Regions from separate parts of the Homo sapiens genome. Here region 2 is linked to region 1. Evidence: chromatin loops called from intact Hi-C (ENCODE). Cell type or tissue: K562. All regions are shown on one strand. Links, peaks and the distances in the headings refer to the core of each region. The heading gives the core; the rest is flanking DNA.

Evidence for each region. Hi-C counts contacts between places; a loop is a spot of excess contacts. Peaks named below come from ENCODE experiments on the same cell type or tissue, not always from the same donor. Only the 100,000 strongest peaks of a DNase experiment are listed, where the experiment ranks them.
Region 2: it touches region 1 in a loop (2.1-fold over the local background); 3 of 110 quality-filtered maps call a loop at or near these places.

The regions. Positions count from the first base shown.
Region 1 is chr18:57,774,836-57,780,209 of GRCh38, forward strand. All of the region lies in intron 1 of ATP8B1 (ATPase phospholipid transporting 8B1), which reads right to left. LOC124904310 (a long non-coding RNA gene) reads left to right here. Exons shown (of 2, transcript XR_007066388.1): 2 at 1,589-5,374. Among named protein-coding and RNA genes, the nearest start is that of ATP8B1, 26 kb to the right of the region's middle. RefSeq lists an enhancer at 990-2,189. In K562, for the core only: no CTCF peak of the experiment used is centred there; a DNase peak (open chromatin) is centred at 2,076.
Region 2 is chr18:57,857,310-57,862,683 of GRCh38, forward strand. No RefSeq gene overlaps it. Among named protein-coding and RNA genes, the nearest start is that of ATP8B1, 57 kb to the left of the region's middle. In K562, for the core only: a CTCF peak has its summit at 2,162; a DNase peak (open chromatin) is centred at 2,172.

The DNA of each region.
Region 1 (5,374 bases), core at 108-5,107:
TTATTTTTCCTTGCATATATCATCAACGTGTGATAAATGTTAATACCACATATTAGTGTGTTTATTCTCTTCTCCACACAAGAATGCCAACTCCATAGGGGCAGGAATCTTGTCTCTTTTCTCTTTGTTGTATGATGAACACCCAGGACAGAGCCTGGCACAGAGGAGATGAGAAAGAGAAGGAAGGAGAGACAGAGGTCAGGTGTGGTGGCTCATGCCTGTAATCCCAACACTTTGGGAGGCCAAGAGGGGTGCACTGCTTGAGCCTGGAGAGTTCGAGACCAGCTTGGGCAACATGGTGAAACCCCGTCTCTACAAAAAGTACAAAAATAGTAGTTGGGCGTGGTGGCATGTGCCTGTAGTCCCAGCTACTTGAAAAGCTGAGTCGGGAGGATTGCTTGAGCCCAGGGGTCAAGGCTGCAGTGAGCAATGATCATGTCATTGCAGTCCAGCCTGGGTGACAGATGGAGACCCTGTCTCAAAAAAAGAAAAGAGAAAGAGAAGGAAGGAGGGGGAGAGAGACGAAAGAAAGAAAAAGAAAGGAGGAGGGAAGGAGGAAGGAGAGGGGCGGAATGGAGGGAAAAGGAGAAGGAAAGACAGAAGAAGGAAGAGAGGGAGGAAGGGAGAAGGGAGGAAAGAGAAAGAAGGAGACAGGGAGTGCGGAAAGAAATAGAAAGGAGGAAGGAATTCTAACTCCATATTATCAAGGTCACAGATGAGTAGCCTAAAATAAAAAATTGGTTGTTCTACCTAGAGCAAGAGATTCTGTCAGGATTCTGTCAGAGAGCAGTGAAACAACTGGCCATGTTTTTTTTTTTTTTTTTTTGAAATGGAGTTTCGCTCTTGTTGCCCAGGCTGGAGTGCAATGGTGCATTCTCAGCTCACTGCAACCTCCACCTCCTGGGTTCAAGCAATTCTCCTGCCTCAGCCTCCCAAGTAGCTGAGATTACAGACATGTGCCACCACACCCGGCTAATTTTGCATTTTTAGTAGAGACGGCGTTTCTCCATATTGATCAGGCTGGTCTCAAACTCCCGACCTCAGGTGATCCGCCTGCCTTGGCCTCCCAAAGTGCTGGGATTACAGGCGTGAGCTGCTGCGCCCAGCCTAGGCATTTCTTTAAAATCTATCCATTCATGTGCTCCATTAGTCAAAATAAAAGGCAATATCTAGTAATGATGCCAGGATAAGGAGTAGGCTACATTGGATTCTAATCAAAGGAGGCATGAGTCACTGAAAAACCATCATCATTTGTTGGCTGCTTTCTTCTATAGTTTCTGAACAATAAATAAGAAGGATTGGCCAATCTTGTTACTTGGCATAATAAACCAGGTAAGCATACTTGATGATTCAATTCCATTTGGAACCGATACTACACGTTAAGGAAACAAAACTAACATTGGCATTCAGCTGAGTTCTGTCCAACGACCCTTTGCCTCCACTGTGTCTTGTTGGGCATGCTGCTATAATTTTAAAGGTAATGACTGTAATAGTACCACCTCGCATTCATGTGAGTTCACGTGAATTAGGCTTCTACCACTCTTGAAAGTAATTTTAATTATCTCGTTTAATGACCTTCACCTTGCAGGAAAGAAACAGAGACATGAAGAGGTTAAGACAAGTGACGGAGGTCTCAGGGCCAGGCAGGGAAAGAGTGACTTGTTTTGGAGGGTGGGAGCCCACCCACACAATCAACCACAGTCACCCAGATCTGCCCACTGAGGTGAGAGAAAGGAGGGGAAATAAAACAGCAAGCCCTTTTCTTTCCTCCTCATATCTGTTCTCAGGACTCATTTCCTGTCTAACTCAGAGTCACCTTAGATCCTTAAAAGTGACTGGAACCAAGTCACTAAAAAAAAAAAAAAAGAAAGAAAAAAGCAATTATTTTTCACAATGTGAAGCCTTCTTTGGGAGAAGTTGGCTAGAAAATAATAGGAGAAAAGGCTGGAACAACTGTCTAGGACATTTCCTAATATGTTATTTTCACCCCCCTTCCCTCAAAGGTCAACAAGATACTCCACTGTGGAAGCTTCTTCAAAAGCAGTTCATCTGGATGTCTTCAATACTCCAGATGGCTTCTCTAAGTCCTACTCCAGGCCGATCGTTATGCAATCTGTTATCTTCCTTTCCAACTGTTTTCTCAGGCTTTTTTTTTTTTTTTTAAATAGGGTATCACTGTCGCCCAGGCTGGAGTACGGTGGTGTGATCACAGCTCACTGCAGCCTTGACCTCTTGGGCTCAAGTGATTCCTCCCACCTCAGCCTCCCATGTAGCTGGGACTATAGGCATGTGCCACCACACCCAGCTGATTTTTACATTTTTTGTAGAGATGGGATTTCGCTATGTTTCCCAGGCTAGTCTTGAACTTTTGGGTTCAAGCAATCTGCCCGGCTCAGCATCTGAAAGTGCTGGAATTACAGGTGTGAGCCACAGTGCCTAGCCAGGCTAATTTCTTATCTATTGAAAGCTGGAATCCAATGCAGGAATCCAATGCAGAAACTATGTAAGATTTCAATCTGTTATATATCTACCATCTTCCTGAGACAGGCCATTGAAAGTCAAATTCCACTGTCATTTGTTCCAGGGGAAAAAAGAAACATGAATATATATGTTTGTAAACACAAAGATGATTTCTAAAAAGATAACCAATAAACTGGTGATGGCCCGTGCCTTTGGGTAGGAGAGTTGGGTAACTGGGTTAAAAGGAGGCAGGAAAACTGACACTTTATTTTTTATTTATTTATTTATTTTGAGACAGGGTCTCACTCTGTTGCCCAAGCTGGAGTGCACCGGTGGGATCTCGGCTCACTGCAACCTCCGCCTCCCAGGCTGAAGTGATCCTCCCACCTCGGCTTCTCAAGTAGCTGGGATTACAGGCATGTGCCACCATGCCCAGCTAATTTTTTGTAGTTTTTGTACAGACAGGGTTTTGCCGTGTTGGCCAAGCTGGTTTCGAACTTCTGGGCTCAAGCGATCCTCCTACCTTGGCTTCCCAAAGTTCTGGGATTACAGGCGTGAGCCACCTTATCTGGCCAAGGCTGACACTTAATACCCTTTTGTACCTTTCGAAGGTTGTACCATTTGCATGTATTACTTATTCCAAAAATTAAATGAAAAAACAAATAATAGGTGGAACAAAACTGAAGCTTGGAAACTGTGGGAGCCCTTTATCAGGAAATAACAAACATGATGGTATCACATCTTGACTTTCCAGTGATGGTCAACAACAGAAGCATTTACCAGATAGTGAGCTCCCCACATGCAAGCGGCAACTTTAATTGTACCTTAAATCTTTGCCCTTGTATTAGTTATCTGTTGCTGCCTAACAAAATACCCCCAAATTTAGCAGTTTGAACCACAAGTATTTATAATCTCAGTTTCTTTTTCTTTTTCTTTTTTTTTTTTTTTGAGACGGAGTCTCGCTCTGTCGCCCAGGCTGGAGTGCAGTGGTGCGATCTCGGCTCACTGCAAGCTCCGCCTTCCAGGTTCACGCCATTCTCCTGCCTCAGTCTCGGGAGCAGCTGGGACTACAGGCGCCCGCCGCTACGCCCGGCTAATTTTTTGTATTTTTTTTTTAATAGAGACGGGGTTTCACCATGTTAGCCAGGATGGTCTTGAGCTCCTGACCTCGTGATCCGCCCGCCTCGCCCTCCCAAAGTGCTGGGATTACAGGCATGAGCCACCGCGCCCGGCCTATAATCTCAGTTTCAATGGATCAAGAATCTGGGTATGGCTCAGGGTCTCCTCCCAAGGCTGCAGTCAAGGTGTGAGCCAGAGCTGCAGTCACCTAAAGGTCGGCCTGGGGATGATCCACCTCCAAGCTCACTCACAGGGCTGTTGGCAGGATTCCATCCTCTTGGGCTGTTGGCCAGAGGCCAGCTCCAGTTCTTTGCCATGAATGTCTCTCCATGGGGCAGCTGGCTTCTCTTACAGTAAGTGAGAGCATGAGAGAGCATCAGCAAGAGGGAAGTGGGGTGTTTCTGTGCCCCAGCCTCAGAAGTGACATCCCATCACTGTGGCCATATTTTATTCACTAGAAGGGCATCACCAGGTCTAACCCCTGCTCAAGGGAGAGGATTTCCCAGAAACAGAAGAAATCACAAATTACACTTCACAAGAATCCTGAGATATTTTAGAAAGGTTCCAAATTTGGCCAAAAGTAGCTTAAGAAGGCTTTTATGGACCAAGCATAAGAAGTTTAGCAGGGCTGGGTGTAATGGCTCACACTTGTAATTCCAGAACTTTGGGAGGCTGAGGTGGGCAGATTGTTTGAGCCCAGGAGTTCGAGACCAGCCCAGGCAACATAGCAAAACCCCATCTCTACAAAAAATGCAAAAATTAGCTGGGCATGTGCTTGTGGTCCCAGCTACTCGGGAGGCTGAAGTGAGAGGATTGCTTGAGCCTGGGAGGTCGAGGCTACAGTGAGCTGTTACTGCACCACTGCACTCCAGCCTGGGCGACAGAGTGATACCCTCCCTCAGAAAAAAAAAAGGAAGAAGAAGAAGGAGAAGGAGAAGAAGAAAGAAGTGTAGCAGCAGAGAGAAATTACTTCACTCAAACCAGCATTGAGAGAGGCAGAGAATTAGGAGCACTCACAGGCAGAGCTGAAAGGCTCCCAGAAGGGGCAAAAATAAAATGTAAAATTAACCTTTGAAATCCAAAGTTGGTATCAGGTATAGCCTAATGTTCACTTTTTAATTTTAGCAACACCGAACATGGTATTTCTACCTTATTTTTAGTATAATTATCCATTCTTAACTTGTGTAATGAAAGAAAAAATAGGGGCGGGCATGGCGGCTCACGCCTGTAATCCCAGCACTTTGGGAGGCCGAGGCGGGTAGGTCACGAGGTCAGCACTTCGAGACCAGCCCAACCAACATGGTGAAACCCCGTCTCTACTAAAAACACAAAAAAATTAGCTGGGCGTGGTGGCGGGTGCCTGTAATCCCAGTGACTTGGGAGGCTGAGGCAGAATTGCTTGAAAACTGGAAGACAGAGGTTGCAGTGAGCCGAGATTTCCCACTGCACTCCAGCCTGGGAAATAAGAGCAAAACTCCGTCTCAAAAAAAAAAAAAAGAGAAAGAAAGAAAAAATAACAAAAATAACATAGGTAAATTAACAGTTATAATATTAAACAGTCTCTTTTGGCTAAACCTGTTATAAATCACCACGGCATATAAATGTTAGAGCTTAGATGCTGAATAAACCAACTGGCCTTGAAGCCCACATTTCTAATTCTCATAACAGATTTATTATGAATCTCAAATTTCACAAATTTGTCTGTCTGTGTAAAATTGTTTTGGAAGATGTCAATAAATGTAGAGGAATGTTTAAAATCTGAAGTTGGAAAAAGGTAAAGCAAACATTAGTTTTT
Region 2 (5,374 bases), core at 171-5,170, 83 kb after region 1:
CCTTCCTTCCTTCCTTCCTTCCTTCCTTCCTTCCTTCCTTCCTTCCTTCCTTCCTTCCTTCCTGTCAGGCCTCTGAGCCCAAGCTAAGCCATCATATCCCCTGTGACCTGCACATACACATCCAGATAGCCGGTTCCTGCCTTAACTGATGACATTCCACCACAAAAGAAGTGAAAATGGCCTGTTCCTGCCTTAACTGATGACATTATCTTGTGAAAGTCCTTCTCCTGGCTCATCCTGGCTCAAAAGCTCCCCTACTGAGCACCTTGTGACCCCCACCCCTGCCCGCCAGAGAACAACCCCCTTTGACTGTAATTTTCCTTTACCTACCCAAATCCTATAAAATGGCCCCACCCCTATCTCCCTTCGCGGACTCAGCCCACCTGCACCCAGGTGAAATAAACAGCCTTGTTGCTCACACGAAGCCTGTTTGGTGGTCTCTTCACACGGACGTGCATGAAACTTCCTTCCTTCCTTCTTTCTTTCTTTCTTTTTTTGACAGTGTCTCACTCTATTGCCCAGGCCGGAGTGCAGTGGCATGACCTTGGCTCACTGCAACCTCTGCCTCCTGAGTTCAAGCAATTCTCATGCCTCAGCCTTCCTAGTAGCTGGGATTACAGGCACCTGCCACCGTGCCCAGCTAATTTTGTATTTTTAGTAGAGATGGGGTTTTACCATGTTGGCCAGGCTGCTCTCAAACTCCTGATCTCAGGCGATCCGCTTGCCTCAGCCTCCCAAAGTGCTGGGATTACAGACCACCATGGCCAGCCTGCCCCCAAATTCATATGTTGAAATCCTTCCCCCTAAGGTGATAAGATTAGGAGATGGGGCCTTTGGGAGGTGATTAGTTCATGAGGGTAGACCCCTCATGAATAGTATTAGTGCCCTTATTATAAAAGGGATCCCAGAGAACTCTCTTGCTTTCTCTCTACCATATGAAGATATAATGAAAAGACTGCAGTCTGTTACCCAGAAGAGCACTCATCAGAACCCAGTCACGCTGGCACCTTGATGTTGAACTTCCAGACTCCAAAACTATGAGAAATAAATGTCTGCTGTTTATCAACCACCCTGTTTATAGTACTTTGTTATAGTAGCCTGAATTGACTAAGACAATTATGGAGCTTGAAAGAACTGTGAGCTCCTCTTATGGTCAAAGGAGCTGAAACTTAGGCTTTGTCCTGAAATTTCCCTCTTTTTTTCCCCCTGAATCATTAATTATTAATTTTCCCTTTCTTTGATCCTCGGTTAAAAAAAAATCCTCTCTTAACCCTATATTCTGCTCCAGCTGTGTCTCATTTTTCTGTTGTCCTTTATATCAAAACTCTCCCCAAAGACTTGTTATGCTTTGTCTTGACTTCCTCTCCTTTTATCTCTCTTGAACCTGCTTCACTCAGACATCTGACCCAAAACTCCACCAAAATCGCCCTTGTCAAATCCACTAGGCAATCTTCAGTCTTCATTTTATTGGCAAGTCAAGAGCATTTCAACCATTGGATCACTGCCTGTTTCCTGAACTGCTTTCTTCACTTGGCTTTCATGATAGCTAATACAGAGTCCAGGTAGATGGCAAGTGCTTTGGTTTGAAAGTATCCCCTGGAAGATGGAGTGTTGCAAACTTCATTGCCACTGTGGTAATGTTAAAAGGTGGGGCTTTCTCGAGGTGATTGGGTCATGAGGGTGGAGCCCTCATGGTGGATTAATGCCATTATTGTGGGTGTTTGGCCCCCTTTTCCTTTCTGTCTCTCTCACACTCTTCCTCTCTCACTCTCACCCTTTCTCACCCTTCCATCTTCTGCCCTGCCAAGGGACGACTCTTCAGATGCCAGTACCACAGTCTTGGACTTACCAGCTTCCAAAACTGTGAGACACAAATTTCTTTTAAAAGTAAATTACCCAGTCTTGAGTATTCTAAGACAACCACTAATGACTCCTGCTTCCTTTTCCATTAAGAAGAGCTCTTTTTGGGGTATAGCAGCAATAGGTCTTGCATTTCCCAAACCTGTTTCTCCCTAGGTAGGGGTAACAGAATTTGAAGTGAGGTGGTTAAGAAGTGTCTTCTTTACTCTTCCCCATCTGGCTCCAAGTGGATGCCCAGGGTGACTTTGGAAGCCTCTGTTAGCCTGGGTACCTGAATAACTGTGTGGAGCAGAGCCCCTTGTGGTGTGTCAGATGAACTTCAGATGTACAGCACAGCATCAGTTTCTCCTGCTCATTGATGAGCATCTGCTTCAGTCTTCCTTATTGGCAAACCAGCTGTCTTTGCTTCTCAGTCCACATAGTAGGCAGCCTACAAGGTAGCTAACTGTAGCACCTGGGGTCACATGTTTCAGCCCCAAAACATTTAATGACTGACTGAATTCCTAATTCTCAGAAAAGAATCTGCTTGGTCCACATAAGTTCAGGTGTCTACCTCTGGTCCAACCAGCTATGACCAGGGAGATGTCCCTGAAATATCATCTTGGTGGTTGGAGATCTGCTCTGTGACCTTGTGCATCAGAACATGGGGAGAGGTTTCAGGAGAGTTTCTGTGTGAGTGGGAAAACTATTAAGTGCCTACTCTACATCCCAATATTTCACTGTTTTTCCCTTTCTCTAGCCCCATCTCCCATCCCTCCACGCTCCACCCCATCCACTCTAAATACTCTTTTACTTTCTTGAATCCTCTTGGTATGTCCTGCAACTCCAGTAGTCTTCTCTGGTCAAGTTTGCATATTTTCCTATATTCAGTGCCTCAGAGTCAGATCTTGGAATCCTCTGACATCTCCAGACCACTTGTTTTCTGTCCTTGTATAAAGTCATCAGCTCCTTTGAGGTCTACATCATTTGGCTATGCCTTTCTCTCTCTTCTCTTTCTGCTATCTAACCACCTCCCAGGTATCCATTTTCATGCATCAAATATTTTACCACCTGTCTCAAAGTTTCCTCTTCAATTTCAGCTCCTGTTCTCTTCCGGGTGACTTCAGCTTTCACATGGCAGGTACATCCCACACCTTGCATTCTCCATGTTTTGAACGCCTCTACTTTATGACCTTCTTGTCCTCTCCATTTTAGTCTACCACATCCATGGCCACACTTAAACTTTATTCTCATCTGAAATTGTACCTTGGAAATCTTGAACATCCCAGTCTCTAATGACAGGTTTCTGATTTTGAAATTCTTGCCCTTGGTTCCTCTCGACAGAACTGTTTTCGGTTTTGCTCTGCTCCACTCTTGATTTCTTTCCTTACCCACTTTAGACTCCATGAACTATCATTTCAACCACTCTCTTTTTCAATACCCTCAGCTCCCTTTCCCCTTCTTCCATTTTACCAGCTTTGAAAATCCCCAAATCTGGATGAATACAAGAAGCTGTCCTCTTCCCACCAACCCAAATATATGACTTTATAGCAGATTTTTTGCCTACTTAATACCCCACAGAGGCTCTCTAATGCCTCAGGATAATGTTCCAATTTAACATGGCAGCAAAGCTCCTGAAGACCTGGCCTCTATTTATGGCTCCAACTTCGTCCCTCACTTCGTTTTCTCCACTCCAACTGTACTGAGCTCTCTCCTGTATCTTCCACACCCAAATCTCTGCACTGGCTTTCATACCTACCTGGAAATCTTTTCTCCCAGCTAATGCTAAGTCTTCCTTCAGTTCTTAACATACACATAATTTTCTCCTTAGTCTTTCTCCTGAGGTTTCTATAACTCTTTCTCAAAAATCTGCCTTTAGTCGCAGTCTCTGCATCATAGAGCTTGTCACTTTTATGCAATGGTTTGGTTTTTTCATAGACTCTTGAGGAACAAAGAGGCACGGTACCTTGTCTGTTCATCATATTCACATTTCCAGCACAGATTCTGGATCAAAGTAATTTTTTTTTTCAGGGTCTCACTCTATCACCCAGGCTGGAGTGCAGTGGCGTGATCTCAGCTCCCTCTGCCCCCCAGGCTCCACCCCCTGGGCTCAAGCGATTCTCTCTCCTCAGCCTCCTGAGTAGCTGGGATTACAGGCATGCACCACAACACCCAGCTAATTTTTGTATTTGTAGTAGAGATGGGGTTTTGCCATGCTGGCCAGATTGTTCTCGAACTCCTGACTTCAAGTGATCCACTCACCTTGGCCTCCCAAAGTGCTGGGATTACAGGTGTGAACCACTGCACCCAGCCCAAAGTGAGTCTTTTTTTTTTTTTTTTTGAGATGGAATCTCGCTCTATTGCCCAGGCTGGAGTGCAATGGCATGATCTTGGCTCACTGCAACCTCTGCCTCCCAGGTTCAAGCAATTCTCCTGCCTCAGCCTCCCGAGTAGCTGGGATTACAGGCATGCACCACCATGCCTGGCTAATTTTGTATTTTTTGTAGAGGTGGGGTTTCTCCATGTTAGCCAGGATGGTCTTGATCTCCTGACCTCGTGATCCACCCACCTTGGCCTCCCAGAGTGCTGGGATTACAGGTGTGAGCCACTGCGCCTGGCCTCCAAAGTAAGTCTTAATGAATATTACATAGTATTCAAATGAATGAATGGGTGTAGAAGGTAGGAAGATAAGGTTCCCTCAATGTTTTTTAAAGCAATATCTGACATTGAAAAAATTGTACATTATTATTTTTTATTTTCTCTTTCCTTTTTTTTTTTTTTTTTTTTTTAATGCAGTCTTACTCTATCACCCAGCCTGGAGTGCAGTGGTGTGATCTCAGCTCACTGCATTCTCAACCTTCCAGGTTCAAGTGATCCTCCCACCTCAGCCTCCCAAGTAGCTGGGTCTACTGGTGTGCACCATCATGCCTGGCTAATTTTTTTTCTTTTTGTCTTTTTAGAAACAGGGGTTTCACCATGTGGTCCAGGCTGGTCTGAAACTCCAGAGCTCAAGTGATCTGCCTGCCTCAGCCTCCCAAAGTGCTGGGATTACAGGCATGAGCCACTGCACCCGGCCATTATTTTCTTCTTCTTTTTTTTTTTTTGAGACAGAGGTTCGCTTTTGTCACCCAGGCTGGAGTGCAATGGTGCGATCTTGGCTCACTGCAACTTCTGCCTCCCAGGTTTAAGCGAATCTCCTGCCTCAGCCTCCCAAGTAGCTGGGATTACAGGTGCTTGTCACCATGCCCAGCTAATTTTTGTATTTTTAGTAGAGACGGGGTTTCACCATGTTGGTCAGGCTGTTGTTGAACTCCTGATCTCCAGTGATCCGCCTGCCTCAGCCTCCCAAAGTGCTGGGATTACAGGCATGGGCCACTGCACCTGGCCCATTATTTTCTTAATATTTATGTTTTGCTTCCTTTCAGTAGAACAGACACACAAGAAGTAATTCTTAGAAAAATGCTGATGAGCACCTGGAGGCTCTGATGTCCACACTAGATGCCTTAGAAAAAAGAACTATAGCCATTGCTATTCC